Linked DNA regions of Homo sapiens: region 1 is linked to region 2. The links are chromatin loops, found by intact Hi-C in ENCODE. Cell type or tissue: MCF 10A. All regions are shown on one strand. Each heading gives the region's core, and the rest is flanking DNA. Links, peaks and the distances in the headings are about the cores only. Region 1 holds the start of LOC107985125 (a long non-coding RNA gene). Region 2 holds the start of RAB27B (RAB27B, member RAS oncogene family).

Evidence for each region. Peaks named below come from ENCODE experiments on the same cell type or tissue, not always from the same donor. Only the 100,000 strongest peaks of a DNase experiment are listed, where the experiment ranks them.
Region 1: it touches region 2 in a loop (9-fold over the local background); 7 of 110 quality-filtered maps call a loop at or near these places.

What each region holds. Positions count from the first base shown.
Region 1 is chr18:54,975,570-54,991,987 of GRCh38, reverse strand. LOC107985125 (a long non-coding RNA gene) reads left to right here and starts at 3,687. Exons shown (of 2, transcript XR_001753541.3): 1 at 3,687-3,793; 2 at 4,225-4,912. RefSeq lists an enhancer at 15,727-16,418. In MCF 10A, for the core only: a CTCF peak has its summit at 8,699 (motif pointing right); a DNase peak (open chromatin) is centred at 8,717.
Region 2 is chr18:54,821,228-54,837,645 of GRCh38, reverse strand. It overlaps RAB27B (RAB27B, member RAS oncogene family), which reads right to left and starts at 9,169. Exons shown (of 6, transcript NM_004163.4): 1 at 8,946-9,169. In MCF 10A, for the core only: no CTCF peak of the experiment used is centred there; DNase peaks (open chromatin) are centred at 7,165, 8,985 and 9,255.

The DNA of each region.
Region 1 (16,418 bases), core at 5,365-13,364, 150 kb before region 2:
AGTAGCAGTCTGGGATTTTTTTCCCTCTACAATTTTCATTTTTTCTGCACAAGAAACCTAAGGTTTTATTCATTGTCATCTCAAATGTCTTCACATATTGTTAAATATACATAGAACATATATGCTTTAGCATTATGTATTAGTATAATATTCCAACTGTCTCCAACTTACAAATGGGTCAAGTTCTATGAATTCTTCTCTTGGTCATTTGAAGCAAGCTTTATGTTTAAGGGTAGATTCTAAGAAAAACAAAATTAAAAAATTTGAACCTTAATGCATCCATACAAAACACTTTAAGCAATATTTTAAACACTTTAAACAATATTTTATGTGGCATGTAGCTCCTAGTGATATGAAGAAGTTCTTTCTGAATTCTAGTTGCAGATACCATGAACACATCTCTCCCCATTCAGTGGCTTCTCTACTAGAGACATAAAGATTGGCATGTGGGATTAGTTTGGAAGGGGCAGCATAGGCATAAATAATCCCTACTGCCAATTTCTCATTTATGCTTTACAACTTCAAAAAGAAAGACATTTCTCCAGATCATTCACACCCCAGAGATACCCAATTGAGGACCAAAGGACAAGTTTATCCGGAAGAAATGTCAGGGGAAGTTCTAGTCTTAAATATATCCACAGGCCTGCTGTTTATATAACAGTTATTTTTTTTCAAATGAGAAGAAAGTAAACATCTTTATTAACTTATGAAAATGAAATAAAATGTAAGCTACACAACATGAGGGGCTCAGATGCTACTCTTGTAGATCATCATTGCATTTGTGGGAATTTCTTTCTTTTTCTTTCTTTTTCTTTCTTTCCTTCTCCTTCCTCCCTCCCTCCCTCTCCTTCCTTCCTTCCTTCCTTCCTTCCTTCCTTCCTTCCTTCTTTTCTTTCTTTCCCTCCCTCCCTCCCTTCCTTTCTTCCTTCCTTCCTTCCTTCCTTCCTCTCTCTCTCCCTCTCTCTGGCTCTTTCCTTATGTCTTTCCTTCTTTCTTTCTTTCCTTTGTCTGATCCGTTGCCCAGGCTGGAGTGTTGTCATGCAATCACAGCTCACTGTAGCCTCAAATTCCTGGGCTCAGGCAATCCTCTCACTTCAGCCTCCTGAGTACCTGAGACCAGGGGCACACACCACCACTCCCAGCAAATTTTTAAAAATTATTTGTGGGCCAGGCACAGTGGCTCATGCCTGTAACCCCAGCACTTTGGGAGGCCGAGGCAGGTGAATCACTTGAGGTCAGGAGTTCAAGACCAGCCTGGCCAACATGGTGAAACCCTGTTTCTACTAAAAATACAAAAATTAGCTGGGCATGGTGGTGGCACCTTTAATCCCAGCTACTAAGAAGGCTGAGGCAGGAGAATTGCCTGAACCCAGGAGGTGGAGGTTGCAGTGAACCGAGATCATGCCGCTGCACTCCAGCCTGGGCGACAGAACGAGACTCCGTCTCAAAACAACAACAACAAAAAATTGTGGAGACAGAATCTCCCTGTATTACTCAGATTGGTTTCCAACTTATGGGCTCAAGTGATCCTCCCACCTTGGCCTCCCAAAGTGTTGGGATTACAGGCATGAACCACCACACCCAGACTGTGGAAATTTCATAAGCAGAAGTGACTACAAGCTGTCTGCAAGGCAGTGGGTGAAAACATCACTTACTTTGTTGAATACATCACCACTGAGGGATGAGATGGCAGCTGCAGGTGTATGGGCAGCCACTCCCCCTCCTACCCCTAGGTCAGGCATTTCTTGTCAATTCTCAACTGCTGCCTGCTGAGGTTGAATGAGGCTTCAGAACCTTTTCCTACAATGGCACCCCATCCCATTCTTTTTGTCTTGTTGCAAAAAGATTTTTATAGAAAGAACAGATTTTTAAACAATACATCAAAAATCAATGTAATCTACCATATTATCACATTAAATAAGGAAAACCACATGATAATATCAAGGGATGTAGAAAAAGCATCAGACAAAATTAATTCATGTTAAAAACTCTCAACAATTCGGCCGGCGTGGTGGCTCACGCCTGTAATCCCAGCACTTTGGGAGGCTGAGGCGGGTGGATCACGAGGTCAGGAGATCAAGACCATCCTGGCTAACACAGTGAAACCCTGTCTCCACTAAAAATACAAAAAAAAATTAGCTGGACGTGGTGGCGGGTGCCTGTATTCCCAGCTACTAGGGAGGCTGAGGCAGGAGAATGGTGTGAACCCGGGAGGCAGAGCTTGCAGTGAGGTGAGATCCAGCCGCTGCACTCCAGCCTGGGCGACAGAGCAAGACTCCGTCTCAAACAAACAAACAAACAAACAAACAACTCTCAACAATTCAGGAATAGAAGAGAACTTCCTCAACTCAATAAAGGACTGTAGGTTTTTCAAAAATCAGTATCCAGAGCTCTCACAGAGTCAGGAATAAAGCCTGTTCCCATCAGCTAGACTGAAAAAAAACCCTCATAATTCACAGGACGTGGGTTAGGAGCAAACTCCCTCAAACCAGTTAAAGGCATCTACAGAAATGCTCATGTTGTATTTAATGATGAAAGACTAGATGCTTTCCTTCTAAGATCAAGAAAGAGACGAGGATGTCCATTTTCAGCACTTTAATTCAATATTGTACTGGAGGTTCTAGCCAGCACAATACAATAAGAAAAAGAAATAAAAGACATTCCGCTTGAAAGATAGAAACAACACTGTCCTTGTTTGGAGACATATGGTTATCTTTGTAGAAAAATCTTAAGGAATTTACAAAACAAAAGAAATTAAAACTAGTGAGCTTTTTTTTTTTTCCCTCCGGAGTCTCGCTCTGTCACCCAGGCTGGAGTGCAGTGGCGCGATCTCAGCTCACTGCAAGCTCCGCCTCCTGGGTTCATGCCATTCTCCTGCCTCAGCCTCCCGAGTAGCTGGGACTACAGGCGCCCACCACCATGCCAGGCTGATTTTTGTATTTTTAGTAGAGATGGGGTTTCACCATGTTAGCCAGGATGGTCTCAATCTCCTGACCTCATGATCCACCTGCCTCAGCCTCCCAAAGTGCTGGGATTACAGGCGTGAGCCACCATGCCCAGCCTAAAACTAGTGAGCTTTGTAAGGTGGCAGGATACAAAAATCAACGTAAAAGTTAATTATATTTGGATATACTAGCAATGAACAATCAGAAATTGAAATTCAAATAACATTATCATAACATTACTATGAGAAATTAAATAAGGCAAATAAGTGAAAAGATACATTGTGTTCCTCGCTTGGAAGACTTGATAACGTTAAGGCATCAGTCTCTTCCAGTTGCATCTATAGATTTAATTCAATCTCAATCAAAATCTCAATAGTTTTTTTTTAGTAGAAATTGATAAGTTGATTTTGAAATCTGTATGGAAATACAAAGGACGTAGAATACCCAAAATAATTTTGGAAAAGAAGAGCAAATTTGGAGGACTAATGCTACCTGCTTTCAAGATTTATTGTAAAACATAAGTAATCAAAAAGGGTAGTATTGACATAAAGATAGACAAATTGATCTAAAATTTGGTTAAAACACAGGTGAATGGATAAACCAATTCTGGTATATCCATTCAATGACATACTATTTTGTAGCAACAAAAAAATGAATTACCTGATGAACACAAATAAATTTTAAAATGATTATGCTGAGTGAAAGAAGCCAAGCAAAAAAGATTTATATTGTAGGATTCCACTGATGTAAAATTCTAGAACATGTGAACTAATCTAGAGTGAGAGAAAGCAAATCTGTGGTTGCCTAGAGACCACGGGGCAGGAATGGTAGAAAGACATTTCAAAGAGGTATTAATACAAGGAAGCTTTGGTGTTTCAGAGGTGGATTCATATGTCCAAACTTACCAAATCAAGTTGTATACTTTAAATATTTGCAGTTGGCTGTATGTTAACGATACCTCCCTAAAGCTATTAAAATAATAGCAATTAAAAACTCTCAGTTTTTATAGATTCTTCTTCAACTTTTTGGCGAGAAAACCAATGGAATGGGCAGTTCAGTTTCAGGCAAAGAAGTATTGCTGCTCAAGAATGGTTTCTAAACAGATTGGAGGTTAAAGAAGGACTATTGAAATCCTGTTTAACCCAACTACCTTTATCAAAATATATTGATATTTTTTTCTTGAGTAAAAAAGATTAAAATGAGCAATTTTCTGGCACTAGTGGAGAAGATGGCAAATGTGCAATGATCTAGCTGGACTTTTTCCTACTTTTGCTATCAGGGCTGATGACTCTCAAGGCTCAGATATCTGCAGCTCAAGAATGGATGTGACCAGTGATGGCAAGCCACCTTAGGCCATTCAAGGCTCCCAGCTGGAAAGAAGGCATCTCTCATTTGGGTGTCTAAAGAGAAAGCCCAACACTCTCACCTCCAGAGCCAGGCTCAGCCTCTTATAATGCTCCCATTTCTCTCTCTGGTCTGGCCAACCCAGCTCAGATCTGAACTGCTTTTTCTCACTTATGACCAGGGCTTATCTCATCGGCCTTGGAGAAAAACTCCACTTGGAGTTCCCACTTGGAGAAAAACTCTTGATTCTAATGCCTTATCCTGTATTGGTGGAGAGAATTTAAATCAATGTTCAGAGTCCCAGAATTTCCACATTGAAGTCTTCCTGGCCAGCACAGAGTGATAAGTGACTCACATTCTCAAAAATATCTATACCAAAACTACAAGATCATGCCTCTTACTACTCCTACTCCTCAAGGTGAGGAAATCCTAGACAAACTACAGTGTAACAAAGTCCCTGAGAAAAGTGTCACTCCCTCTTTTCTTCACCAATCAAGGGAAGACAAAAACAAGCAGAATTTTAAGGAGTTTTCTGAATACTAATTAGTAGTATGAGCTTGGACAACTCACAACTTGTTGGTCTTCAATTTCCCCAGCTGTAGAAATAAAACGATTATACAGAATGATCTCAAAGGTCTCATTCAATTCTATGCAGACATATATGTTCCCAGGCCTTAGTGGGTTTGCAATCTGGTTGAAGTAGAAGACTAGCCATCCTGAAAAAAAAAAAAAAAAAAAACCAGCAAGCATTACTAGAAAAAATACAATTACATGTTCAATTATGTGGTACAGATTCTGAGTGTTCTAAGAATTCAGGGCACAGTTGTATCTGAGGCTGGAGAAACAACTCAAGGCCTCATGGAGGAATGGTGTTTTTAGCTTAGACTTAAACGTGATTTACTAGCACTGCAATTCCAAAATCCACTGGGGCAGTGGCTAATTTTCAGGGCAGGAACTGTGTCTCCTTAATCGCTGTACTTTTCCTCCCTAGCGCTCCGTGTCTACACCATTGGATTTAGCTCCAAATCCACTCTATCTTGTCCTGTTTACTGTGGGCTCATGCATGCTGGTCCAACTGTATCATAAATTCTTAAGAGCCAGGCCTTTAGTTTACAAGTTTGTATCAGTTTTGTGGCTCAACATAAGAGTAAATCATACTCTTTATGACACAGGCCTTTCTTAACTCTCTTTATTGAATTGAAATGAATTTAAACTGTGGGATCAGGGCAGGTTTCAAAGGAAATGAAGTTATTTAAAGAGAAATCTGAGGAGACAGGAGAGGAGAGGATGTCTCTGTTGGATGCTTGTGAAGGACAAACATACCACAAAAGGGTGATGTATATATAAGTCATGGGCTGGCTGCAAGAAGACTATGAGCCTCAAGTCCTTTGATTTTTTTTTTTTTTTTTTTTTTGAGATGGAGTCTCACTCTGTCACCCAGACTAGAGTGCAGTGGCGCAATCTCGGCTCACTGCAACCTCCACCTCCCAGGTTCAAGGAATTCTCCTGCCTCAGCCTCCTGAGTAGCTGGGACTATAGGCATGCACCACCACATCCAGGTACTTTTTGTATTTTTAGTAGAAATGGGGTTTCACCATGTTGGCCAGGATGGTCTTGATCTCCTGACCTCGTGATCCACTCACCTCAGCCTCCCAAAGTACTGGGATTATAAGCGTGAGCCACGAGCCTGGCCAGGAAATTCTTTTTAAGACTCAAATGATTAGTCAGAAGTAAAATGAAGCGCACATGGCATGTTTTATTAAAGTGGGCATGCCAGTTACACTATATTTTTAGGTAACTTGGGGGAAATAAGAAAATCAGCACAATTAAAAGTAGTGTAATTCCTATTTGAGATATGATGCCATTTGTATCTATTAAAATGTCTTGAATGGCTGGACTGATCTATTCATTCATGCAAAAATATTTATTTAGTGACTACTGTGTGTCTGACACTCTTTTGGGTATTAGAACTATATCAGTGAACAAAACACAAAAAAACTTCCTCTATTCTGAAAGCTTACAGTAGAAGGAGAGAGATAATGGTCAATAAGCATTCTAAGTAAATCATATAATATGCTGAAAGATCACACATGCTATTGGAAAGTGAAAAATAACTAGAGTAAGGGGCATGGGGAGTGCCTCAGGGGAGGTTGGGGGACAGTTACAATTTAAAGATGACATTTAAAGAAAGGCTTAGAGGTGAGAAATTTCTGTGGAGGTGCGAGGAAGAGAGGCAGAAAGGGAAGCTGCTTGAGTAAAGGCTTTGACATGGGATCTTGCCTCCTGTCTAAAGAAATGCACAGGCCAGTGTGGACCAAGAACAAGGTGGGGACAGGCGTGGAAGAGTAATAAGAAAAGTCAGAGAGGTAGCGGGGTCAAAACTGTCTAAAGCCATGAAGGCCATTATGGGTACTTCGTCCTTGGAGAAAAAATGGGAGCCCTTGGAGGGCTTTGAGCATGAAAGCCGCCACACTCTGATAGCTGAGTCACATTCTTAAAAGTATCTACGTCAAAACTACAAGGTCATGCCTCTTCCTAGGATGGGCTGCTGGGGGTGGGATGGTGTGGAGGCCACTGCAGGAATCCAGGTGACACGGGATGGCCCAACCACAGTGCTGTGAGAAAGGGTGGGTTCTTGGTATACATTAAAGGAAGAGCCAAAATAATTTGCTGATGGGTGGGATGTGGTGCATGAGAGAAGTCAAAATGACTTCAAGGCTTTGGGCCTGAGAACTAGAAGCAGGGAGTTGTCCTTCCCTGAGGTGGGAAAACTGGGAGGAAGAGAACATGGCAGAAAGAATAGGAGTTCCAATTCAAACATGTTAAGGTTGAGCAATCTGCTAGATATTCAAACAGAGATTTCCTGTATTAAGGAATACTAGAATCTAGCTTTGTGGATTCAGTGGAAAAACTAGACTCTTCTTTTCAAAGAATATAAGCATATCCGGAGATTCACAGATTTCTGATTTCCAAGAAGGTTGGTGACTCTTAACGTCTGTTTGTTTTCATTTCTCCTTTAAATTACATTTCCATTTTATTAACCTAAAATTTTGTATATATAGTGTAATTATTCCTCATCAGGATAGACCCAGTTATTTATTTCCAAATTGCGAATTTTGTTTGGTGATATAAATTACCAGTCAATATCACAAAATCTTGGAAAGCATCACCTACATCATTTCAAATGCTAAGCAAAAATGGACTTGTGAAGCCCAGCATACCATTAAATTGTATATTTAGGGATTTAACTTTAGATATCCCGAGTTGCATTTTAGTCATCCAACAATCATTTATTGAATAAATACCATGATCCTGGAATCGTGCTAGCATCAGAGGGCCCAGAGACTTTTAAAAATGCCCTTTTGGCATCTTTAGGAGCCTGTATGGGCAGAATGGTTGGCTTATGGAGAGGGTAAGGAGCTTTTAAATGACTGAAATATTCATTGTAATATAACTACGAATTCAAGCTTGGGCATATGGGTGGCGGAGCACTGGAGGAAAGTACAATCTCTCTTTTCTTCATTCCATGTGCAAATTCCAGCTCCAATTTTGTGGACAATTCTTTTATTTACTAGTTCTTAGTACAACTCTTTCTATTACTGCATCAAGAGGTGCTGGTCCTTCTCAGAAATGACAGGCAGAAATAGGTTAATTAGATCAAATATTCACAGCTTCTGGGTTGCCCTCCCAGATCACAGTGTTTTATCCTTTAAACAGTGACCACTGAAGTTCGAGTCTGGAAATGGGCAATGCTTTGTCAGGCAGGAGTAAAGGAGTGAGCTGCCCAGATCCCCCCCACAAGAGTGTCTGCTGTCTTCAGTCTAGCAGAGAGGACACACTGGCCCTCTTGTTTTCTTTCTTGGAAGCCTAGAGCCACTTCCGAGGATCATACGCATTCAGTAAAGAACTTAATATCACCCCCCACCCCCAACGTGCCATATTTAATACAGTGAAGTCCAGTCCCAATGTTTTGCCTGTGATAAACTGAGGAAGGTTTCTGCTCCGACGAGGACCTGGGCTCCGAAGGCAGGTAGTCCATTCATGCCTCAGTTCCACAGCTTGGGGCCCAGTGACTTTGGGTGAGTCACTTAATCGGCCCCTGCCTTGGTTTCTTAATCTGCAGGAAGGGCGGGTGGTTATGTAGTAACAGGGTTGCTGTGAGGCTCATATGAGATAATCCAGCTAAAGCTTTTAGCACACAGCTTAGTACAAAATAGATGCTCAATAAACGTTAGGCATTTTACATTCTGATTTCAGTCCTTGAGTTTACAGTTAAAATTTTGATACATCTAGAGCCAAGACTAATCGTGTGAAACAAGACAGCCCTACAGACAATATCTAAGAAGATCCCCTCAGCCCTACTCCAGGATCCTAAATACGTACACTGTTTCAGGAACCTGGATGTCTAGACGTTTTATGAAATGTCCACTAGGTGGCAACATGTTGTCATATTTACTGTCCGCACTGTCTAAATTTCTAACAGGGATCCTGAAAAACCACATTCACCTTATCTGATACTTAACAATTTTATCATAAACAAAACCAGATTCGCTACAGTCATTATTTCAACTAAAAAAAAAAAAAGCTCCAGTTAGTGGGCTCTTGTTTTAAAAATAACATATTTGTTATTCACATTGTTTGAATGGTTATCCTTGTATCATACGAACAATATGATGTTAAATATCACACTTGAGGATTTCTCTGTTTTTTATTCTTATGCTCCTATTTGATTTTTAAATGTTTTAACACATTGATTACCTGACAAAGGATGAAGGATTTAGATGTTTGTCACGATTCAAAAAAAATCTCATTGCATGACCTGGTCATTTGGCATCATATTAACGACTTGGGGAAAGAAAGGATAAAATTTTTTTTTTCTTATGCATTTTATGTTCTTAAATCAAAGTCTCGATGCAGACCCCAAAACCAAAAATGCCAGCAACCGCACATGGGACACAAACCTTGTGTTCTACCAGGCTGGGATTTTTCAGAAAATTCAAAGTAATCTCTCTAAAATGAACATATACTTTACTTTCCTTGCTATTCCTTTAAAGTGTGTTTTTTTGGAGAAATGTAGATAAGGAATGAAGGAAGAATAAATGGATGACTCTGACATAAAAGGAGGCTTTGGGATGCAACTGTTATGTGACAGCAAGGAGTAAAAATATAAGAATTTGTGGACGAGGAAGAGAGGTGGTAAGAAAAGGTTCCCAGTGATGTGAATTAGGATTGAAGAACTCCAGCCTGAAGAGGGGATTGTTATGTGGAGCACAGTTAGATAATAAAACCGCTATAAAGACACATGAGAGATTTGTATGATAAAATGTTATGTTATCTTATATAATAAATATTTTGGTACATGATTGAGAGGTCTTTGAGAATGCCATGATACATTTTATTGTTCATTTATATTTATTAAAAGCATAAAATAAAAGGGTAAATAGTTGATATTAACAAATAAAGTTCCAGAACAAGTTCTGTCTATAGGCATTTCTTATGAATTCTTACTGTCTATAGTAAAATAATGATATATTACTGATCACTACACATGTTAAGCTTTTACTTTTTAATTAAAACTGTCATTAATGATCCAGCTACTGCCTGGAAATTAACCTCAGGCTTATTATAAAATTAGCATTTTCAAAGTCATATTTTAAAGCAACATTTAAATGTCTGTTGTTCTTAGTGGTAGGGGGCTCCATAGTAGGAAAGGAGGCATATTGATTACAACACAGATTATTGAGGAGGATTGTCTCAGCATACCCTTCCAATTATATTGAAAATCACCTTGTGATAAGACATAAATATCTGTAAATGTTATATAATGGGGTTTTATCTGTTTGTTTTGCAGAAAGCACACTGTTAGTAAACAGATGGTTTAGAACTATTATAGTTGCCAATAACTGGAAACTTGGCCCTAGAAAGGACAAAATACTGTATATAATTGTTCATTAAACAAATATTTATTGACTCTCTGATGTGGGCCTTAGAAATTCAATAGTGATCCAAATAGGCATAGTCTCTGACCCCACAACTGCTCCTAGATTCTAATAGAAAACAGACAATAAATAAACATTGTAACACATGTGGTAATGATGGAAAAGAAGGCTACAGGAAATTTGAAATAAAAGAAGAAAGTTTACCTAGAGTACACACTGGAATTTAAGTTTACTAAATAAATGACTTGTACATGTAAAACAACAACAACCAAAAACCTAAACAAAACCCCATATGGTTTAATATTGCTAATTAATGATCTTTCAAATAGCCAGTAAACATGTTTCACAGCACTACCAATTTGTTACCATCCTGCTATCCTTCAAGCTAGCACAAAATCTACAAAAGAAACTCTTCATCTGATTCCCATTTAACTGGCTCTCTGAAATTAATCTCTAGTGTCCATGGCATGGATGCCATTGATAACATCTGTGAGTGATGCTCACTGCCTCTGGATCCCACAGCTAGTACGCTAACTCTCTGGAACCCCAGATCCTCTTCTCACATGACTGGGTTGTGTGTTTATTAACCATCAATTACATGCTTTCCCCAAACTGATGTGTACCAGTTCTACTCTACATTTTAGTTTTATAATTTACTTGAATATCTTGTGAACTGATGAAGTAGGACAAAAAAGAATAATTGTTTTTATGAAAAATAAGTTGAATGCTTTGAAAAGGACCCAAGGATAAATTGCTAAAAAAGATTTTGCTCCCCAAATAGGAAATGGTAAGAAAACAATGGATTCGAAAAATCAATGAAAATCTAGAAGTGTCCTGTACTTAGATTTCCTCCCAAGTATGTTTATGTCCTCACTTTTCTTGAAAAGAACTGAAGCTGGACACTTTAGACTATGCTCTTTTAGGTGTGTTTATTTAAAATCAAGATGCTTAGGCTGGGCACGGTGGCTTACGCCTGTAATTCCAGCAGCACTTTGGGAGGCTGAGGCGGGCGTATCACTTGAGGTCAGGAGTTGACCAGCCTGGCCAATATGGTGAAACCCTGTCTGTAATGAAAATGCAAAATTTAGCTGGGCGTGGTGGCACATGCCTGTAGTCCCAGCTACTCGGGAGGCTGAGGCAGGAAAATCACTTGAACCTGGGAGGTGGTGGTTGCAGTGAGCTGAGATCACACCACTGCACTCCAGCCTGGGTGACAGAGCAACAGCCTGTCTCAAAAACTACAAAACAAACAAACAAACAAAAAACAACTAACCTGGCCTACACATATTGAACTTTTCTACTGCAAACATTCAGTGGTTCCTTATGAACCTGACAAATTAAATGTATATTTCTCACCATGGAGTTTCAAGCCTCCCAAAATATAATGGTGATTTACTTTTCATGTAGTATTTCCTACTATTCCCCTGCTTATATCCTGCTCTCTAGTCAGTACATTACCTGACATGGCTAACTGTGGTAAATTATGATGGTAAAATCTGACAGTTTTATGCCTCCTGGTATCCATGTCTTTGTGTGGCCGCCCCCTGCATTGACTCTGGGCTTGGCCATGTGGTTTGCTTTGTCCAATGAGACATTGGTAAATGTTACAGAAGCAGAGGCTTGAAGGGGATACAAAATTTCAGCCAGATAAGAGGAGTAAGTTCAAGAGAACTATAGTACAACATGGTGATGGTAGTTGATAGTAAAGTATTGTGTTCTTGAAAATTGATGAGAGAGTAGATTTAAGTGCCCTCACTGCAAAAAAAAAAAAAAAAAAAAAAAAAAAAAAAAAGATAAGTATGTGAGGTAATGCATACGGTAATTAGCTCAATTTAGCCATTCCACAATGTATATCTACAGTATTTCAAAACATATTATACACAATAAATACATACAAGTTTTACTTGCCAATTTAAAAAATAAATAAAACAAAGCAACAACAACAGCACTAAACAAAAATAAAAACAAATTAAAAATGCTTTGCATTGGGGATTGTTCTCTTGGAAAATGGCTGCTGCCATGTGGCAAAATCCAAGTCAGCCTTTCTGAGGGTTAGAGCAGCTCACCTGTCCCAGGTGGATCCTGGCTGCCTTATTCAACAATGCTGCTTGAAACAATAGCCTGACCCTAAACTTGAAGACATGGGCTGACCATAGATTAGTCACCTGGTAGGAGCCCCTGGCTGTTCTTTGACCACAGATGGACTAGTTCCCAGGCTAGCTGTACTGTGTGATTTTTCCTTTTCCTGAACCCTTAGCCCTGCCTTTACCCTCCCCACTCCTGTGTCATTGCTCCCGGGAAACCATCTGAATGGAAACCCCATTGACAAAAATAACACACCACTTACAGAGAGCCTGTTGGCCATCCAATGTAAGGTAAATGATTGAAATGTGTGAGTCCATTGAATCTTCGCTTTGGACACGTTTTTCCATCACACAAAAGTTTACCAAACACAAAGTTGGAAAAGACCCTTTAAGAAATTGTTTAATATACTTCTAAAATCATTAAGTGCCATAGAGAATAACATTTCCTTAGGATTGCTTTCTTAAATCCTATAGCCTTCATTTTCAAGGAAAGTGGCTTGATATAAGTGCAGGTGTGCCTCGTTTTCTTGTGCTTTGCTTTATTGTATCTCGTAGTTACTGTGTTTTGTACAAATTGAAGCTTGTGGCAACCCTGTGTCGAGCAAGTCTATAGGCACGATTTTTCCAACAGTACGTGCTCACTTTGTGTCTCTGTGTCATATTTTGATAATTCTCACCATATTTCAAACTTTTTCATTACTGTATCTGTTATGGTGATCTGTGATCAGTCACATTTGGTGTTACTATTACAATTGTTTTGGGTTCAATGAATCACATCTATAGAAGACAGTGACCTTAAGTGATAAATGTTGTGTGTCTTGACTGTTCTAGCTTCTCTATTCTTTGAGACACAACAATATTGAAAATAGGCCAATTAATAACCCTACCATGGCCTTCAAGTGTGCAAGTGAAAAGAAGAGTTGCAGGTCTCCCATTTAAAGCCAAAGTTTAGTGAGGAAGCCATGTCAATAGCCAAGATAGGCTGAAAGCTCAGCCTCTTGCACCAATGGTTAGCCGAATTAGGAATGCAAAAGAAAAGTTCTTGAAGGAAATTTAAAGTGCTACTCTAGTGAACACATGAACGATAAGAAAGTGAAACAGCCTTATTGATGATATGAAGAGTTTTAGTGATCTGGATAGAAGTTCAAACCAGCCACAACATTCTCTTAAGCCAAAGCCTAATACAGATCAAGGCCCTAACCTTTAATTCTATGAAGGCTGAGAGAGGTGAGGAAGGTGCCCAAAAAAAGTTTGAAGCTAGCAGAGTTTGGATGTATGAGGTTTAAGAAAAGAAGTCATCTCTATAACATAAAAGTGCAGAGTGAAACAGCAAGTGCTGATGTAGAAGCTGCGTAAGTTACCCAGAAGATCTAGCTAAGATGACTGATGAAGGTGGCTACGTGAAACAACAGATTTTCAATGTAATGTAGACAAGACAGCCTTACGTAGGAAGAAGATGCTCTCTAGGACTTTCATAGCTAGAGAGGACAAGTCAATGCCTGGATTCAGAGCTTCAAAGGACAGGCTGACTCTCTTGTTAGGGGCTAAAGCAACTTGTGACTTTAAGTTGACGCTGATGCTCATTTACTATTCTGAAAATCCTAGGGCTCTTGACAATTACGCTAAATCTACTTTTCCTGTGCTCTATAAATGAAACAACAAAGCCTGGATCACAGCACACATGTTCACACCATGGTTTACTAAATATTTTAAGCCCACTGTTGAGAACTACTGCTCAGAAAGAAAGATTCCTTTCAAAATATTACTGCTTATTGACAATGTATCTAGTCACCCAAGAGCTCTGATAAAGATGTACAAGATTAATGTATTTTCATGCATACAAATGCAACATCCATTCTGCAGCTCATGGATCAAGGAGTAATTTCGACTTTCAAGTCTTATTATTTAAGAAATATATTTCATAAGGCTATAGCTGCCATAGACAGTGAGTCCTCTAATGGATCTGGGCAAAGTCAGTTGAAGACCTGTTGCAAAGGAGTCACCATTCTAGATGCCATTTAAGAACATTTGTGATTCATGGGAGGAGGTCAAAATATCAACATTTACAAGTTGATTCTAACTCTTATGGAAGACTTGGAAGGGTTCAAGATTTCAGTGGAGGAAGTAACTGTAGATGTTGTAGAAATTGCAAGATAACTAGAATTAGAAGTGGAGTGTGAAGATGTTACTGAATTGCTGCAATCTCATGATAAAACTTTAATGGACGAGGAGTTGTTTCTTATGGATGAGCAAAGAAAGTGGTTCCTTGAGATTGAATCTGCTGGGGAAGATGCTGTGAACATTGTTGAAGTGGCAACAGAGGATTTAGGAGATTACATAAATTTACTTGATAAAACAGTAGGATAGACTTCAATTTTGAAAGAATTTCTACTGTGGATAAAATGCTATCAAACAGCATCACATCCTACGGAGAAATCTCTCATAAAAGGAAGAGTCAATCAATGTGGCATACTTCATTTTTGTCTCATTTTAATAAATTTTGTCACAGCCATCCCAATCTTCAGCAACCACCACCCTGATGAGGCAGCAGCCATCAACATTGAGGCAAGACCCGCCACAAGCAAAAAAAACTATGATTCTGAAGGCTAAGATTATCAATAGCACATTTAGCCGTAAAGTATTTTTAAATGAAGATATGTACATTGTTATTACACACTTAATAGACTACAGTATAGTTTAAACATAACTTTTATATGCACTGGGAAACCAAAAAATCTGTGTGACTTGCTTTATTGCAATACTCACTTTATTGTGGTGATCTGGAACTGAACCCACAATATCTCCAAGGTATGTCTGTAACACTGTAAAAAAGAAGAAAAATCACAAAAGGGTAATAGGCCAAAAGTCTTAAGTTTTGAATAAAAATATAAACTCAGCACTGTAAGTGAAACCATTATTTCTAATTTATTTCTAGTTGATGGTATATTCGTCCCAAATTTTAAAGATTTAGTTATAAATGTATCAAATAGTTTAGTAATTTTCTAGTTAATAGCAGAAAAGAAATTCTTTATCAAGCATATTACTCTATGAGACTGAAAAGAAATATGCATAGACTTTCTGTATATTAGCTAGATTTTCATAGCCTAGGAAGGTTCAGCTAAGTTTCAGCCTTGGACCAGGAGGCTCAACATGATCCTGGGTCTTGGCTACTGTAATGGAAAAGCAAAGATGCACATATGGGATTCTAAAGCTATGATCAGTGTTGTGATTTGAAATTATGTTTGAGGTCCTGAGACATGGGTTAAATTTAACTTAGATCATTAGATGAATGTTAGGCTAGGATTTCAGCAGTAAACAATCTGACAGGCTGATTGGCAGCCTCTTATTATAGAGGCGTAGTGATTAATTAACACAGAGCTTCATTAATTTTGTGAGGCAAGGAACAGTATTTCTTTGCAGTGAAAATCAATATTTGAACACTTGGAGCCTCTTCTCTGAGCTAATTTACTCAGATATTTAGTTCACTTTAAATTCTCAGTTCTCTGTAAATGTTCTATGCTTCCAACTATTAAGGTAATTGGGAATATTTATGATATCCTTCCTCAAGTTATTTTTGGAAGAATGTGAAGTGTAAGTGAATATATTCTGGTATTCGTGTTTCAATTTCAAAAGCATATTTATATTATTGTATGGGTCAGGATGTTAAACTACATTGTTAAAGGCAAGAATGTATGTAGAAACTGTGGGAAAATACTTACCACCCTGCTTTTGGTAGAAATTATATCAACATTCTACTCAATGTGCATTTAAATCATTTTGCTATTGTCAAACTCTAGAGAATTATTTCCTTAATTATTGGAGTGAGTCTTAGGGACTCTGTGGAAAGGAATTCATGCTCTTGACATATGACTCAGCAATAATTTCTATTTTGCAAATAAACCAAGAATTAGAGATTTTCTTTAGCCTAGAAAACAAATTTCCTGGAAGCATCCAAAGAGAATTCAGAGCCTGGAAATGGGAAGGGCTGGGATTCTTCCTCCAGGTGAGAAAAGGATGTGATACCTGCCAAGGAGCTCAAGATGAAGACTGAGCAATACGGCGGTCACTTGTGCCCTCTGAGGCCTGAGCTCAGCACAACAAATGAA
Region 2 (16,418 bases), core at 4,533-12,532:
CTTTCCAGGACCTCCTTGACAGATGGCATTTGGTCTCATAGATTTTGGAGATCACCCGTGTGCCTGCATTTCCCAGTCATTATCACCAGCCTGACCTCTCCTGAGAGGTCTAGATTTCAAGAGTCATTTTCTTGAACGTATGCAATTGAATAACCACAGGTACCTCAAATGCAGTTCTTCTTCCTCCCCCAACCTGCCTTTCCTTTTGTATGCCTGATTTTCAATTTTGAGGACCACTATTTATCCATCTATTGCCTTAGTACAGCCAGAAATTTAGACTTTATAATAATTTCTCCTTTCCCCCAATGTCTGGTTAATGCCCACCCTCGCTAATTATTCCTTTAATATTAATATAACTTATCTTCTCCAACTTTACAATTTCAGACCTTTTGTATTTGCCACTCCTCACTGATCTCTCTACAGTTTTAACCTCCTTAAATTTATCTTCCTCTTTATTACCATAATACTGCCTTCAAACCACTAACTGAAAACTTATCAAGTTACATTAAAATTATCTGCTCATGTAACTCTCTATTTTACTAGATTCTAAGTTCTTTAAGAGTAGGAACTATATCTTACTGACAATTACAACTAAAGTACCTAATATGACCTGACAGATAGTAGGCACTTAATGAATGTTTTAAGCAAAAAATCAGATAGACAAAAATTATACCAGAGATTAAATTGGTATTGTCAGGTTTAACATGGTGACCAGGTCTTTTGTTGTAATAACATCATCAGCTTTAACCAACTTAACATTTTTCCTAATGTTTATAATGTCCTACAACAGGCAGAAATTTTGCTCCTTGAAGCATGTCATTAATTCTTGGATTTCTTATTTTCATCTTTTGGATCAAGTGACTATGCACAATGCATGTTTACTGTGGAAAACACCAATTAGAAAGCAGTTTTATGTTTAAATCCTCCGATTTTAATGTCTACACACTTTTAGAAAACATGATTCCTGAAAAATAAGTCAAAAATATTCTACTGGTTATAAAATATTGCAATGCAAACAGAACATCTTTCTTTAAACATATAGTTAATATTTATGAATTTTAATTGTTCCTTTTCTATTTTGAGTTAGTTCTCTGTTCTCAAGTTGCCAAGCTTATACCTTCATGTGTCTCAATATTTACGATATTGATTTTAAGAATCAACCTCACTGCTCTGGACTACTTAGACCTTGAAGGCTTTGTTTTACTAAAATCACTAGAATCTAACACCATCTAGAACTGAAGAATGGGAAACTGGTTTCTGGGTCCCTGGCCTCATGCATAAGTCTACCTTAAAAGTCAAAGTGAACTTTGAAAGGGTGAAAACTGTAAGGAATCAGAACCATGGAAAATACACTTGATAAGAAGATCTGCTGGGAAGCAGAATAACAATATAATTTGAGGGAAATTCATCTTCAAAGCAACTCAGTTATTATCATTTAATCACTTTCCAAAGAAAACCGCAATGTAGAATTTTATGACTTCCTCAGAGCTTGCACAGGAAACAGATGCCCAGCAAGGTTTCTCCAAGTCTACAAAGGACACAAAGCCTGCAGGTTGGTGTACCTGCACCTAGTGATCAGTATGTTCTGTCTTTATCCATTTTTCATCTCCTCCTCACCTTTATCTAAATATAAGCTGCTCTGTAATCACAGATGCATAAATTCTCATCAAGTACGTACATTCCTGAGGGCACCCAAATTAAGCGTGTTCAGAAACAATACTAATGAGTACTTGCTGGGTGCATTTTACTTTTGTCTTCTTGGTTTTCCTAGTAGGTAAGTGAAAAAATAAAATACAGCAAAGGAGATCTGGGGAGATTGTATAGGCCAATTTCAAAATAAGTAGCATCTGATGATGGCCTAGTGACTTTACACGAGAAAAGCAAACCCAAAGTTGCTCATTTCATCTTATTACTATTACTGCTATGCAGGCTTCATCAACTAGCATCTTGCTTCCAACTGAAGATTAAAGAATAGACTTTTCAAACATGATGGCCTATTTATTTAAGTCTGTTTTATTACGTTTTAACCCTCGGTTATAAATATGAGAATATTTTCGTTACAGCAATTTTTTCCTGTAACGTATGTTTTGCAGTGTTGTTTCCTAGGTTCTTCCTAATAGAAGCGTTTACTTCCAAACCTTGAGAGGCAGTATTTGAGAATAGGTATTACAAACCTTAGGAAGATTAAGATCAAAGATTGAGTGAGAAAGGGATAGATATAGGGACTGGGAATTACAGTTTCCATACAGTTAGCTGTGATATCTATCTTTAGTTCGCTTAAAGAATTAATAAATTTGCAAACAGGTTGCATTGCTCCTATATTTTGCAGCATTTGGGAGAAAGTTCCAGAAAATTAGAGGCTTAAGTTACTCCAAGGAGGCACCTGAGTCAATATGTGGCACCTCTTAATATTAGAAAACGTGTCTACTTTTTCAAAGGCACTAAGACATGACTAGTTTCTCTTTCCCTCTGAAAAATCTAATTTCATTTTGTATTTTTAATATTTATATATGTACAGGAACACTTATCAACAGTCCATTTTGTTTATGAAAATAATATATTTTGAATAATAGACCATAAGAACTGAATAATTCATTTAATGAACTTCTCAGGCTCTGATTACCTTGCCTAAGTTAGATTGGGCAAATATAATACAAGCTGATTTTGCTTTTACTAATTATTATTGTTCTGGTATATCCCTCAGGTCAGATTTAATACATAATCTCATTTTTTTTTCTGAGCAAGTTAAGGAGAGAAACAAGAAGAAAACAGATTAAGTTGACCCCAAGTTCAATATGATTGAAAATAAATTTATGTGCTAGAACGAAGCCAGAAAGAGGACTAAAATAAAGTCTTATGCTTTTTCCCTAAACGTTTTAAAATGAAATTTTCCCTCTATTATAGAGTTCATATGTTTCTATCTCTTCTTCCATGTTTACATACATGCACACACACACACACACATATATATACACTTATGCACACAGATTTATGTATAACAAAGATAATCTTAGGTAGATCTAAGGTTATCTATCTATTTATCTATCTCTACCTATCATCTATCTAGAGGGATAGACACATAAATGGAAGGAAGAAAAGGAAAAAAGAAGGAAGGAAGTAAACATCAAACAAGAATTATGTGTTGCCCAAGTCTAGAGCTGAACAGTAGGGATGTTAAAATAATCAACCCTTACCTTTTATTTTACACAGGAGAAAATCAAGATCCTTAAGGAGACTGAATGCCCTGTCTATAGTTATACACCACTCAACACTAGCAATATTTGACTAATAATAGACTTCCTACTGGTTTGATTTAAATCCCACCAATATATGAAGTCTATATCTCCTTTCTATGAAACTGTTCCCAAAATTATGTGAGTGGGTCTTGGTATCCTTGAATACAGCTGTAGCTACCTAGAAACGTTTTTCCTGCTTTTCTGGATATTAAACATTTGCTTTATATGGCAGCTACTACTTAATTTGCTTTGATCTGTTTTATATTTTATAACTATACTTTCACTATCAATTCTTAATTTAAAAAATCTAGAACACATTATCAAATATTAAACAAATTGTGTTCTTGTATTTGTAGGATTATAGCTTTGGATGAGAGCTTGAGGGTTGTTTAGTTCAACCTCCCAGTAGAAGTCATCTCTATAACAGCTCTGACAAGTAAGTTTTAGGTTGCTGCACTTCCTGATCTTCATTGGTCTTGTCTAGTTTCTGCAATGACTCTTCCCCATTGGTGCCTCCAGACTCACTTTGTGCCTCTCTCTGCCACCTGCTTTCCATTCTCCAAACTCCTTTTCTCAGTTTCTTGAACGCTCCAAGCTCTTTCCCAGGTTAAGAATTCAGCAAATCCTTTTGCACTGTCTGGTTTGTTCTTTCTCAACCCCTTCACCTGACTAGCAACCAGGCAACCTTTAGGTCTCAACTGAAATGCCCTTTCCTCACAGAGGTCCTCTTGACAACTTCTGCCATTAGTCTTTCTCATTTAAAGAAGTTATTTGCAGTCACAATAACTTCTCAGCTTTCTTTGATTTTAATTTTCTTTTGGTGTTGTCTAGACCTTCCATTTTGAAGGCTATTTTCTTTCATGTAGAAAGAAGAGGGATTCATGGCCGGGTGCAGTTGTACACACCTGTAATCCCAGCACTTTGGGAGGCCAAGGCAGGCGGATCACCTGAGGTCAGGAGTTCAAGACCAGCCTAGCCAATATGGTGAAACCCTACCTCTACTAAAAATACAAAAATTAGCCTGGAGTGGTGGCACATGCCTGTAATCCCAGCTACTTGGGAGGCTGAGGTGGGAGAATCGCTTGAACCCCGGGGAGGGAGATTGCAATGAGCTGAGATCGTGCCATTGCACTCCAGCCTGGGCAACAGAAACTCCATCTCAAAAAAAAAAAAAAGAAAGAAAGAAAAAAAGAAAAGAAAGAAGAGGGAGATGACCCTTCTTTATTCACTGCTTTGTTTCAAACAATGTGAAAATAATCTTTTGCTCTCCTGAGCATTTTTTCCCAAGCTTCGGCTCACTGTGCATTACTCTTCTTCAAACTATGCTCACAGCTCAGACAACACCTTCGTTAAGTATTTCTAATTATATGTTTCCTTTATTCATCTGTTCTACAAGTCATTTTAAAAAATTGAATTTATTAGAGCTTCTATGTACGTAGCCTCATGAGTTTTTCTGGGGGCCTCTTTTCAATTCTCTTTAGAATTAGGTGAAATGCTATTTTCAGAATTTTTTATAGTTTTTCTGAATATCTTATATTGAGAACTCCATCTCTTTCCCGAGCTGCCAATGATTCCACACCGCCACATGCAATCATCACTTCTCTGTCCTCATCTCACTGTTTATCTTGGCCCTGTCTGACACCATTGACCACACCCTTCATCCTAAAAAAACATCCTGGCTTAGGTTCATGATGACACTCTCTTCCGGTTTGCCTTTCACTTGAATGGCTTTTTACTGACTCCTCCCATACAAGGTCCCAAATGTCCGAATAAGCCAGAGCTGCGTCCTCAAGCCCCAATTTTTTCTCTGTAATCTCTCTCTCAGTGATGTCCTCAAGGATATCACTCTAAATAGTATCCATAGCCACTTGCTTCTCAAATTTCTATATCCAGCTATGATGTCCTCTAGGTGCCCCAGATTCATATATGCAAAAGCCCAAGCTGATAATTCCACTTGGATGTTGAAAAACGCTTCAAAAGGCTGCAAATAAATTCTTCATTTCCCATTAAAACCATTTCTTCCCTAGTTTTATCCATCTTAGGAAATGGCCTTCTGTCTACCCAGTGTCTTCAGTAGGAATCCTGTTGATCATTTGGTTCTTTCTTTTCTTCACCTCCACCTTTATCCAATTTATTAGTAAGTTCTGTCAGCTCTGCCTTCAAGTGTTTCCTGAATCTATCTACTTCTCTTGGTGGCCACTGTTCTGACCCTAATCTTTGCCACTGTTGTAGTTGGTCTACTGGAATAGCCTCCTAACTGGATTCTCTTCTACTCTGGTCACCCTACGACTTAGTCTCTTCAAGGAAGCCAGAGTGATCTTTTAAAAACATCACCTGGCCAGGCGCGGTGGCTCACATCTGTAATCCCAGCACTTTGGGAGGCCAAGGTAGGCAGATCATGAGGTCAGCAGATCGAGATTATCCCGACCAACATGGTGAAACCCCGTCTCAACTAAAAATAGAAAAATTAGCTGGGCATGGTGGTGCATGCCTGTAGTCCCAGCTATTCAGGAGGCTGAGGCAGGAGAATCACCTGAACCCGGGATGTGGAGGTTGCAGTGAGCCAAGATCGTGCCAGGGCACTCCAGCCTGCCAACAGAGCAAGACTCTGTCTCAGTTAAAAAAAAAGAAAAAAAAAATCACCTCCCCTGAGGCTTTTCTTGACCACCGAATCACACAGTCCCCTTCAGGTCACTCTCATTGTATTACCCTTTAACATTTTTTCTTCTTAGTATCACTAAAAGTTCCAGAATTACTAATTTGTTTATTTACTTATCCGTCTCTTTCCAAACCCCAGATATAATGTCCATGACAGCAGAGGCCTCGTATATCTCACTAACATCTGTTATCCACAGGGCTTAGACGAATATTAAAGTTCATAGTATGCTCAGTAAATATTTATTGAAAAATGTTCAACGGGCTATATCTAAATCATAGTGTTTTGTCATTTTACTTGGAATAAAAAACAAAGGCCAACATGTTCATTAGGACCTTCAAAGTCCTCCAAGACCTGTCCCCATTATCTCCTCTCCCCCATTTCTTGCTACCCCCATCTCACTCCCTCTGTGCCAGGTTCATGGGCTTCTTTGCTGTTCCTGAAAGATGCCAGAATGCTTCAATCTAGAATGCTCTTCCTCCACATATCTACATGGATCATTCCATTACTTGCCTCTGATTGATATTAAAATATCATCTCAGTGAGGCTTTTCCTGGGCATCTGATCTAGAATTTCAGTCCTCCCTGACACCGGCCACTGACACTTTCTGCATGCCTCCTCGGCTTTATACTCTCTGCTGAGCACTTCTTGCTACTGTGCCATAGACTCACCCTGCTTATCTAGGTTGGTCTTTGTCTCCCTGGTAAAAGATAAGCTCTACAAGGTCAGGAATTTTGGTCCACTTCTGTCCACACAGAGCCCTGAACAGTGCATAACACTCTTACCAAATATTTGTTGAACAAATGAACAAGCAACTTAATTATCTCAATATATTGAGCAGTTGTTTAGTTAAAAAGACAAAATTTATTTAAGATTTTTTTGGCCATTTGATAAACAGAGTGTTACTCTCCTTATTGGCAATCTAGACAAGTTTGTCTTATTTAAGGAGTGCCAATGGGAGGTTAATATTTGGAGAACATGAATAATGATTGCAAAGGGTGTGAAAGAAATTGAGTAATACTATCAACTCCATATTTGGGGTTTACAATAGGTATGTTATTATGCATAGTGATGTTGCTGCTTGCTACTTCTATAGTATATACTTAAGCCCATATATACCTAATAATGAATTTAAAAAAAAAATCATTCCCATTTGGCAGCCATCTTTAGAAAGTGACATATTCTTCATGGGAAACACCTGATTTGTCCTGTCTGTTTTTATTGAAATCATTTCCTTGCATCTCAACATTACAATTACTTGCTTAAGAGCTGAACTATTGGTCAACCTGCCTTGATGAATCAACTGAAGAAACTGGATTGTGAGATGAGTTTTATATGAGTAATTGTTCTATATTTCATGCCGTACTGATCTGAGAGCCCAAAAACCTAACCAAAAATTTGCAGGAGTGAGGGTGGGAAAAGAGCAGGTTTCTATTCTGAACTACCTGGACATTTGGATAACTTCCATTTTTCCAGAAAAACAGTGAAATAAATGAACAGCAATTCTGAAACCAACATACAGTTGTAGTGTAAACTGGCATACCAACTGATCTTCTACCAAGAAGATCAATTATATTAGGGTTACCTTCCCTATTGGGTCAAACATGCCTGTTCCAGAAATGACCTATGAGAAAGGGGAACTGTGGTTTGCTTACATTCAACAGATTCCCTTTATCCCTTCTTGGCAACTATGAGAACAGGCTCATCCAGTTTTATCTGCTATGTTTTGTTTTCCTTTCGAAAGCAATGACAGTAACACTGTATGAGAGGCCATAGTCAATTCTGAAACAGAAAAGCTCCATTAATATTAAACTATCTGTCAAGATTACCCCTTTTTGGTCATTGGTAGGAATCACCTCTTGCCTTCAAGGATGGCTGACCCCATCTGGGTAGAGGATTATGCTAGGAAACTATGAAAAATAACTATTTGAGGGGCAATGGCACATGACAGGTATGTCTCTCTCTTCATCACTGCAATATGGACTTTACAGCAGCTTGAAAATTCATTAAACTTAAATATCTGAGTTTATATTAATGCTTAAGTCTATCCTTTCCCTCAACTTTTCAAAATTTATAACCATAAAACCCTGTATATTCTATATATGAATGAATATGTGTGAATATAACTAAATATTGAGAACTGTAGACATTTTTCTTATAAACAGAACAAAATCAAAATTCAGAGCTGTATTATATTAAACAATAATTTTGTTGTTAATAACCTTGAAATTTATGTTATTACTTTGGGCTTAATTTAATGATGTGCAGTTTAAAACAACTGGAATTACATACCCTTAGCTTTACATCTTGACATAAAAAACTCACAAAACATGATACAGGTGTGAAGGCTCTAACCAAACACAGCTTTTTCCTAGGAATGCAGTCTCTGCTTACAGTTCACCTACTTCAGTAGTTTTCAGAGGCTTAATTAATGTTGCATTGGGTGGGAAAGTCTTGAAAGCTAATTTATTGTGATCAGTTGGGTGAACACACATGCACACATATACCCTAGTTGGTGCAACACTTAGATCAGAATTCGAAAGTAACAGAGCAAAAAATTGGAAAACAGAAAGTACTCTTAAGGTCTCTGTGGCTATTTCATCTAAGGAAGTGCATATAAATGTCTTATTGCTCTCCTGGCTTGCCTCACTAAGTCGCTCCTCCTGGAATGAAACTCTGAGCACATCATCATCCATGCTTTTTCTTATTCATTATTTTGATTGTTTTTTGAGATGCAAATGAAAGGAAATTGGCATTGCTGTGCCTAGGCTTTTTGTTTTTCTTTTTGCTTTTTTTGGTGGTAACCAGCTGTTTGATAAGCAAACACTCAAGGAGAGCCAGGTCGAGTTGGCCCATGCCATCCGTGCAGCACACAGCACTACTGTCTTCTTTGCAAGGATTTCTGCTGGAAACCGCGATCGAAGGTGCACACGCACTCACACATGCACACACACACACACAGAGGCCTCACTTCCCACGGCGCAGGCCGGCGCTGCAGCACCCGGGTGGGTGGGAACGCGTTCCAGCAGCAGCAGCCCGCCTTCCCAACTCACCAGCCTGCGAAGTTTCCTTGCCGGGAGAGCAGGTGTCAGATTTCAGAGAGGTTTCCTTCCCCTTCCCAAGCCCTGGAACTCCCGGGCTCCACCGTCAGCAAGGAGACAGGATCTGCTCCACAGGGCGATGAGCACGGGGACAGCTACTTATCTCCTCCAACCTGTGGCTCCGGATGGGTCCAAGGCCGGGCGGTCCGCAGCCCCTGCCCGTCAGGACTGCGAGTGGCAGGGCTGGTGGCACCACCCTCGGAGTCCGCCGCGGCGGCGGGGCTGGGTAAGGTTTGTGTGAGAAGAAGGCGTGTCTGCAAGTCCCAACGCGGATGTGCGGAGCTCACCTCAGGCAAGTCTTGCTGGTGACTCAACTGCTGCAGTGAGAAACACACTCCTCTCGGGGATGAAGTCTCCACACTGTGGGGCTTCTAGCCTTACCAGCGAGCTCATTTTTATTCATTTTTGTTCTGTGTTTTCTTTGATGTCTCTCATTCAAAGAGCCCAGGGCGCTGTGAGAACTGGGGCCCTGACATTGCGTTCTCTCCTCCGAGGGGGTGTCTCATTAACTATGAGGAGTGAAGGCGAGGGATTGCGAGTGGGGAGCAGAGGATGGCCTCGGGAAATAAAAGAGGGCGTTGGAAAGAAATTAATATTTTAAAAGTTAGGATGTGTTCGTATGAATGCATTAATCAGTATGCAACATCCAAATTCACTTCCCAAAGCCCTAATTCACTTCCTAAAGTCACTTCAGAGATCAATAGGTTACCACTAAGTAAGATAATGAGCACACGGAGGCATTGAACCAGTATTTGTTAAGCACCTACTATGTGCTATGCCGTGTTCTAAACACATTAGATTCGTCCACAAAGCAAAGATCCTGGCTGCCCATCTTGGGATTCCATTTTAGACACATTCAGACATCCCTAATTTACAGACTGGTAGTAAAGGTAAGAATACAAGGTTAGGTACATTATAATAACAACCGATTTACTCCTCTGTGAACAAAATTTAAAAGTTCCAAACCTGTGTCTTGCATTCATGTTAGTAAACAACGAGATGCCAATGACTGCTTGAATTTTAATTACTTAACTTGTTTCTTATTCGATGCCCTAGAGACAATCTGGGAGGCACTGCTGTTATCAGCTCCCAGAGAATTTCTTGTAGAAGGGAGCAAAGGAATAGCCCAAACCAAAACACAAAACAAACAATAGCAAACTAGTGGAAAAATGGAATATTAGAGAAAACATTTTGGTCTCATAGAAATCTGTCTATTCTATTATGAAACTATTAAAGAAGTTCTATTTTATGTCCTTCAATGTTCTTGAAAGTTGAAAAGAAGAGTAATAATAATGTCTTCATAGTGTTATTGTGAAGAATTGACTTCATATCAGTAATGTGTGTAGAACGTGCCTGGCACAGTAAGTTCTATGAATGTGTTGGCTATACTTATAATTTTGGTAACAATCTATTCCATTCTCCCCAAGTAAGATCCAGTTCCTAAAAATTATTTTGGATCTACTGCATAAAAGTCTTTGAGGCTCAGCCTGTAGATTTTCAAAGTATGTATGCTTGGAATCTATATTTATGATAAATCTACTTTGCATTTAACAGCAATATCTAAGTATATAAGAAGTGTGTGTCCATGGGCCCAGACAGAAATAAAAGAAAGAACATAAGAGCCTTGAATCTTTTCCACTGTTAACACATTGACTTAAAATCACCCTCTGTGCTATACAATGATAACCCATATTCTTTATCTAGTTCATGTGTTCACTACTGACATTAGTCCTAATAGCTATTATTTCCTGTATGCAATAGAGTTTCATCTCATTTGGCTTTCACAACATTACTGTGAAATAGGCAAGGCGTCTATTATATTTATTGTCTCCATTTTCAGAATGAGGTAACTGAGGTTGAGAAAGTCGCAGTAAATCTGTCCAAAGTGATGAAGTTCAAAAGGTGGAAGACAGGTCTATTGATCCTGAATGCCGAGCTCACAGTGGTCACTGTGTTGTACTACCTCACTGCAACTTCTAGAAAAGGTTCCTGCCATAAGAAAATCTGACACACACATTTATTGATGACTCTCCTTGCCACCTTTCCCTAGATAAGTGTGTCACCTGCTTTATAGGGCCAACTCTTGCAGGGATAGCTCTCCTGGAGTGACTTGCCACATATGGTCCTGTCTCCGAGGTTCCAAGGCTCAGATTCAGTAGTGTTACATAGTGACACTACCAGAGAGTGGTGGAACATTTCCTTCCCTGGGAAGAGGGGTTCCAAGGAAGAGAAAGAGTAGGAAGACATAAGAGAAATGTTGCTTGGCCACTCCATGAAGGCCACTTTGACCAGAGGTAGAGCAGAATAAAAAACAGTGGAAAACCAGTGAAAACAAGGTGACAGCATTGTGTGTCATGATAATAATAGTAATAACATCTTCCTGTACCTGGAGTTTATGTAGCATAACTTAAGTAGACATAACATCTGTCTAATTCAATCAATATGGCACTGAGGTAAACATTAATGTACATGGGGTGATGTGTAGTTACAAATGGCAAGATTATCACATGTATTTCATCTCTCCTCAAACTGCTTTATTACAAGAATAAATGAATTTTTTTAAATGTTATTGAATCACAAAGACAAATAAGCAGATAAAATAACACATAAACTTGTAATGAATTTTGGAAGAAGCTAAATCAGATGCAGGCGTGGTAACTGATTTGGAAGAGCAGAGGATTCTATACACTGCATGCCTGCAGGAGAGATTATGGTAAAAAGCAAGCCAATTCTTCCTGCAAAACCTGGGCAGGCTCAGGCCTAGGAGGCAGAAATCTCAGCATAGAAGGAGGCCAGGTGGTGGGGTAAACACAGGGGTTTGGTTATACGTCTGTATATTGGAATGCTTGGACCCAGAGTTCCCTTCCCCACTGTCACACAATCAACCAACCATAAGTTCCTCCATCTGCTCAATCCAGCTTCCAGGAGACTGGAGGTTTATTTTCTGGAGAAAGTAAACTAGAGTAATTTGTGGTTCAACAAGATGAACTGAACACATGCCTTTTTACCCTGCTCCTAGAGATAATGAATAAAAAAGAAATTTATATACAAAACAGGAAAAAAATCTTTTGAAATTGAAAATATACTCAACATTTACAAAAAAACTGACAGATGGGTTAGAAGACTAAGTTGAAAAATCTATTTAGCTGCAGAAAATTTTCAAAAAATGGAAAAAAATTCTGACTAATGGAAATCTCAGAAAGCTCTAGAAAAGACTTCTTTCTATGCAGAAAAGGATAAAAACACTAATTTGAAAACAATGCAAAAACAATACCAGAAATGAAGATGATGAACTTTGGAGATCGAAAGTTTCACTAAACGTCCAGGAAAACAATCCTTTAAATTAATCAAATAATTAAACTCATCGAAATATATCATTCTGAGATAAAATAAATGCAGGAATAAAGAGAAAAACCTAAAACATCTTCCAGAGACATAAAGCAGATCACATACAAGGAAAAAAAATTGCATTGGATTTCTCAAGAGCAATAATGGATCCAGAAGTTTCTTTGAATGCCTTCACATTTTTTAAATGAAATTATTTTGAACTTAGAATTGTATATCAAGACAAACTGTCAGCCAAGCTTGATTTTAAAAAATTTTCAGATATGCAAGGACTTAAAAAATATACATCCTGTGTGCCATTTTAAAGTAACAGTTCCCCAAACAAGCTTATAAATCAAGAAAGAGGAAGAGATGAAACCCCAAAAATGCAGGCCCAACATAAGAGGCAGTAAAATAAATTCTCCAGAGCAATAAGTGTGAAGCAGGCCTAAAGAGAGGTGAACAGATGGCTTGCAGTAGGAATGTCTCCAAGAAAAAAAAAAATGGAAAGAAAATGATAGATTGTTTGATACACATGTGCATTTGAAAATACAGTAGATAGCGGGAAGTGCCCGCCAGATTCCATGTTCTGCTCTTTTTCCTGAGCACCACACTAGATTTCATTTCTTAGCCCCTTGCAGGTGGGGAGGCATGTCACTGAGGTCTGGTTCATGGATTGTGGGCAGAAGTCATGTACATCGCTTCCAGGGTATGCCCATAAAATAACCCCTGAGATCCTCCACACTTCCCCTCTTCCCTTACTAGTGCGCAGATGCGAAGAACCAACGAAGAGCTCTAAGCCCCTAGAAGACATGAAAGCCCCTAGATGAAAAGTCATGAACCTGAATTAGGGTGTGACATGGCTACCTCAGCTGCCACACATTGGACTACCACATGAGCTAGAAGTAAACTTGTATTGTATGATGCCACGAAGATTTTTTAGAGTTGTTACCACAGTTAGATCACTCTGTTACAGTCTTAAAGATCAGTCAGAGGCAATTGTGAATAATATACAATAGGTACGGAGTGTGCTGAACTAATTTTAAAAGGATATTATTAACTCCATGAGAAACAAAAAGTTGCAAGAAAAAAGAAACATTATGATAGAATACCACTTTGTTCAGATCTGGACATAATAAAAATATTGGGAATGCCAACAAGAGAATTAACCCTAACCTACAATAAAACTACATGTGGAGGATGGCAGAGGGAAAGACTATCTGTGTATATGTGCAGAGAAGACAGCTAAACCCTCAATCATCATAACAAAAATCAATAAATAATGTGTAAAGTTGCTAAATAAAGAAATAGCAGGATAGGCAAACCAATTAGACATATAAAAGTACAAAAGCTGCTAAAGAGTCAAATGTTTGCCTGTGGGGATTAAGACCAGGGCTTAGGAGGCGATCTGCACTGTTCCACAAGAACTGTAGATTTTGATTTTGTTTTAAATTATGAGATGTATTACCTTAATAAAAATAAAGTTAATTTTAAATTACCCTTAAAATACACATAAGGAAACAAAAGATATTTGTTCTATAGAGAAAACACTATGCTTTATTAAAGTATTTGCATATACTTTAATATAATGATCTATAAGCAGTGGAGAAAGTGAATTGAAATGCAGAATGAAGATAGATTTGAGAGGTTTGCACAATGATTTATTCATTCAACAAACATTTATTAAGCAACTTGTGCCTGGTACACTGCCAGGTATGGGGGATGCAGTGCAGAACATGAAGGAAAAATAAAGGTGGGTTCTAAGAGAAAACCAGCATTTGTAAGCTTTAAACAACAAATATATTTGGTTTCTTCTCTCTTGTCTTTAGTAGCATGAGTCACTGACCTTCTGGTCATGATAATGCCTTTCATCCTTCACCATCCTCTTAAAAATTTCTCTTGACTTGACCCCCTCACTGATGAGATCCGAGATTTCGTAACCCTTCTCTTGCGATTGCAGGGAAGGCTTCACCAGAAAGTTATGCACGGGTGTGCCCCTACCTCCTGCTGATTTTCTGTTCATGTGAAGAAGTCTGTTTAATCACAAATAAAAATCCACCCTTCTCCAGTTTGAGAAAACCTCACAGTGTGACTAACAAGTCATAAGACTGGACTTCCAGGCCATGCTAGTTTTCTTCACAACGAATATGTAACTTTGAGAAATATATACATGCTTAAGAGACTTTCTACTGGCAAATTACTTTAAATGTGTAGCTCATAAAGACCTATTTTAGATATCTGCTCATTAAACTGGCTATGTTTTCACAATTGTACCTACTGCATCTACTCTGTGGTGAGGTCTTAACCTTCCCAGTTCCAACCTCATGTTGCCTGTTTCTTAGAATGTGTAATGAAGATATACTTGGACCTCATTTGAGATTATTGTAATTTTGTCTAATTTTTTCTTCTTATGTTAGAGGAACATGCTGTGGGAAAGGCCCAAATAATTTCACGAGTGATGTTCACATATAGCCTTGATGAATGTCCTAACTTGCCAAGAAGTCACAGTAGTGTGGGTATGCCATGATCCTGTCTATGAATATTTGACATCTTTATTAAAAAAACCTATAAGCAGAATTTTAGAAATAATTACAACATTGTTTAATCAATTTTAAAAACTAGTTAAAGAGAAGAAAAGTTATAAAAATAAGAACTAAGCAAATAGGAAAGAATAATTCATTTTCTACAAGTCATATGACAATACACATACATAAATATAGTCATTTATTAGCATATATAATTGTATGTGTGGACATAAGTATAGTCATATGCAAATCCATATAAAATGTTTAATTATATTTGCTTTGCTGGTAGCTTTACGGTGAGGTGCAAAATAAAATGTCATATGGGCTTACCATATAAGTACAAATGAATATATGGTGATTTCTCCATTTTCCCAAAAGCTGTTACCTAAAACCAGTGTTTTTGTTAATTTTGCTGCTTTTTAAACTGCAAACACTTCAAGCTGTGATGTCATATATTCAGGAATGATTATTAAATCATCTTAAATTCCTTGCTGGCCTTTTAACCAATTATAAGGTATTTTTTTCAGGCATCTAAACTAACATTGATTAATATAATTTCAAGCAAATATGTCTTTCCTTCTCAAAGTACACTTTTATCAAATTAATTTGATGATTGTTTCCTTATAAGAGAACTATAAGGACTCCAATGTTAAGATAACTATCTCTTTTTTAAGGTATAATTTGGGAAATTATCTTGCCTTATTTTTTGGCCATATATGATGATATAAGTTGTAAAGAATAACAGCTAGTTGACTGGGCATGGTAGCCCACTCTTGTAATCCCAGCACTTTGGGAGGTCTAGGCGGGTGGATCACCTGAGGTCAGGAGTTTCAGACCAGCCTGGCCGACATGGTGAAACCTCATCTCTACTAATAATACAAAAATTAGCCAGGCATGGGGGCCATGCCTGTAATCCCAGCTACTCGGGAGACTGAGGCAGAAGAATTGCTTCAGCCCCGGAGGCAGAGGTTGCAGTGAGCCGAGATCGTGTCATTGCACTCCAGCCTGGGCGACAAGCGTGAAACGCCATCTCAAAAAAATAAAAATAACAGCTAGCTAATTAAGGTTTGATGATAGCAAAGAATCACATGCTATATGATTACTTTTTTAAAACTATACTTTTGGGAAATAATGTCAATAAACCTTATAATTTGAAGTCAGGTGGCGTGATGCCTCCAGCTTTGTTCTTTTGGCTTGGGATTGACTTGGCAATGCGGGCTCTTTTTTGGTTCCATATGAACTTTAAAATAGTTTTTTCCAGTTCTGTGAAGAAAGTCATTGGTAGCTTGATGGGGATGGAAATAAAAGGTATTCAATTAGGAAAAGAGGAAGTCAAATTGTGGGCAGTATGGCCATTTTCACGATATTGATTCTTCCTACCCATGAGCATGGAATGTTCTTCCATTTGTTTGTATCCTCTTTTATTTCACTGAGCAGTGGTTTGCAGTTCTTCTTGAAGAGGTCCTTCAGGTCCCTTGTAAGTTGGATTCCTAGGTATTTTATTCTCTTTGAAGCAATTGTGAATGGGAGTTCACTCATGATTTGGCTCTCTGTTTGTCTGTTATTTGTGTATAAG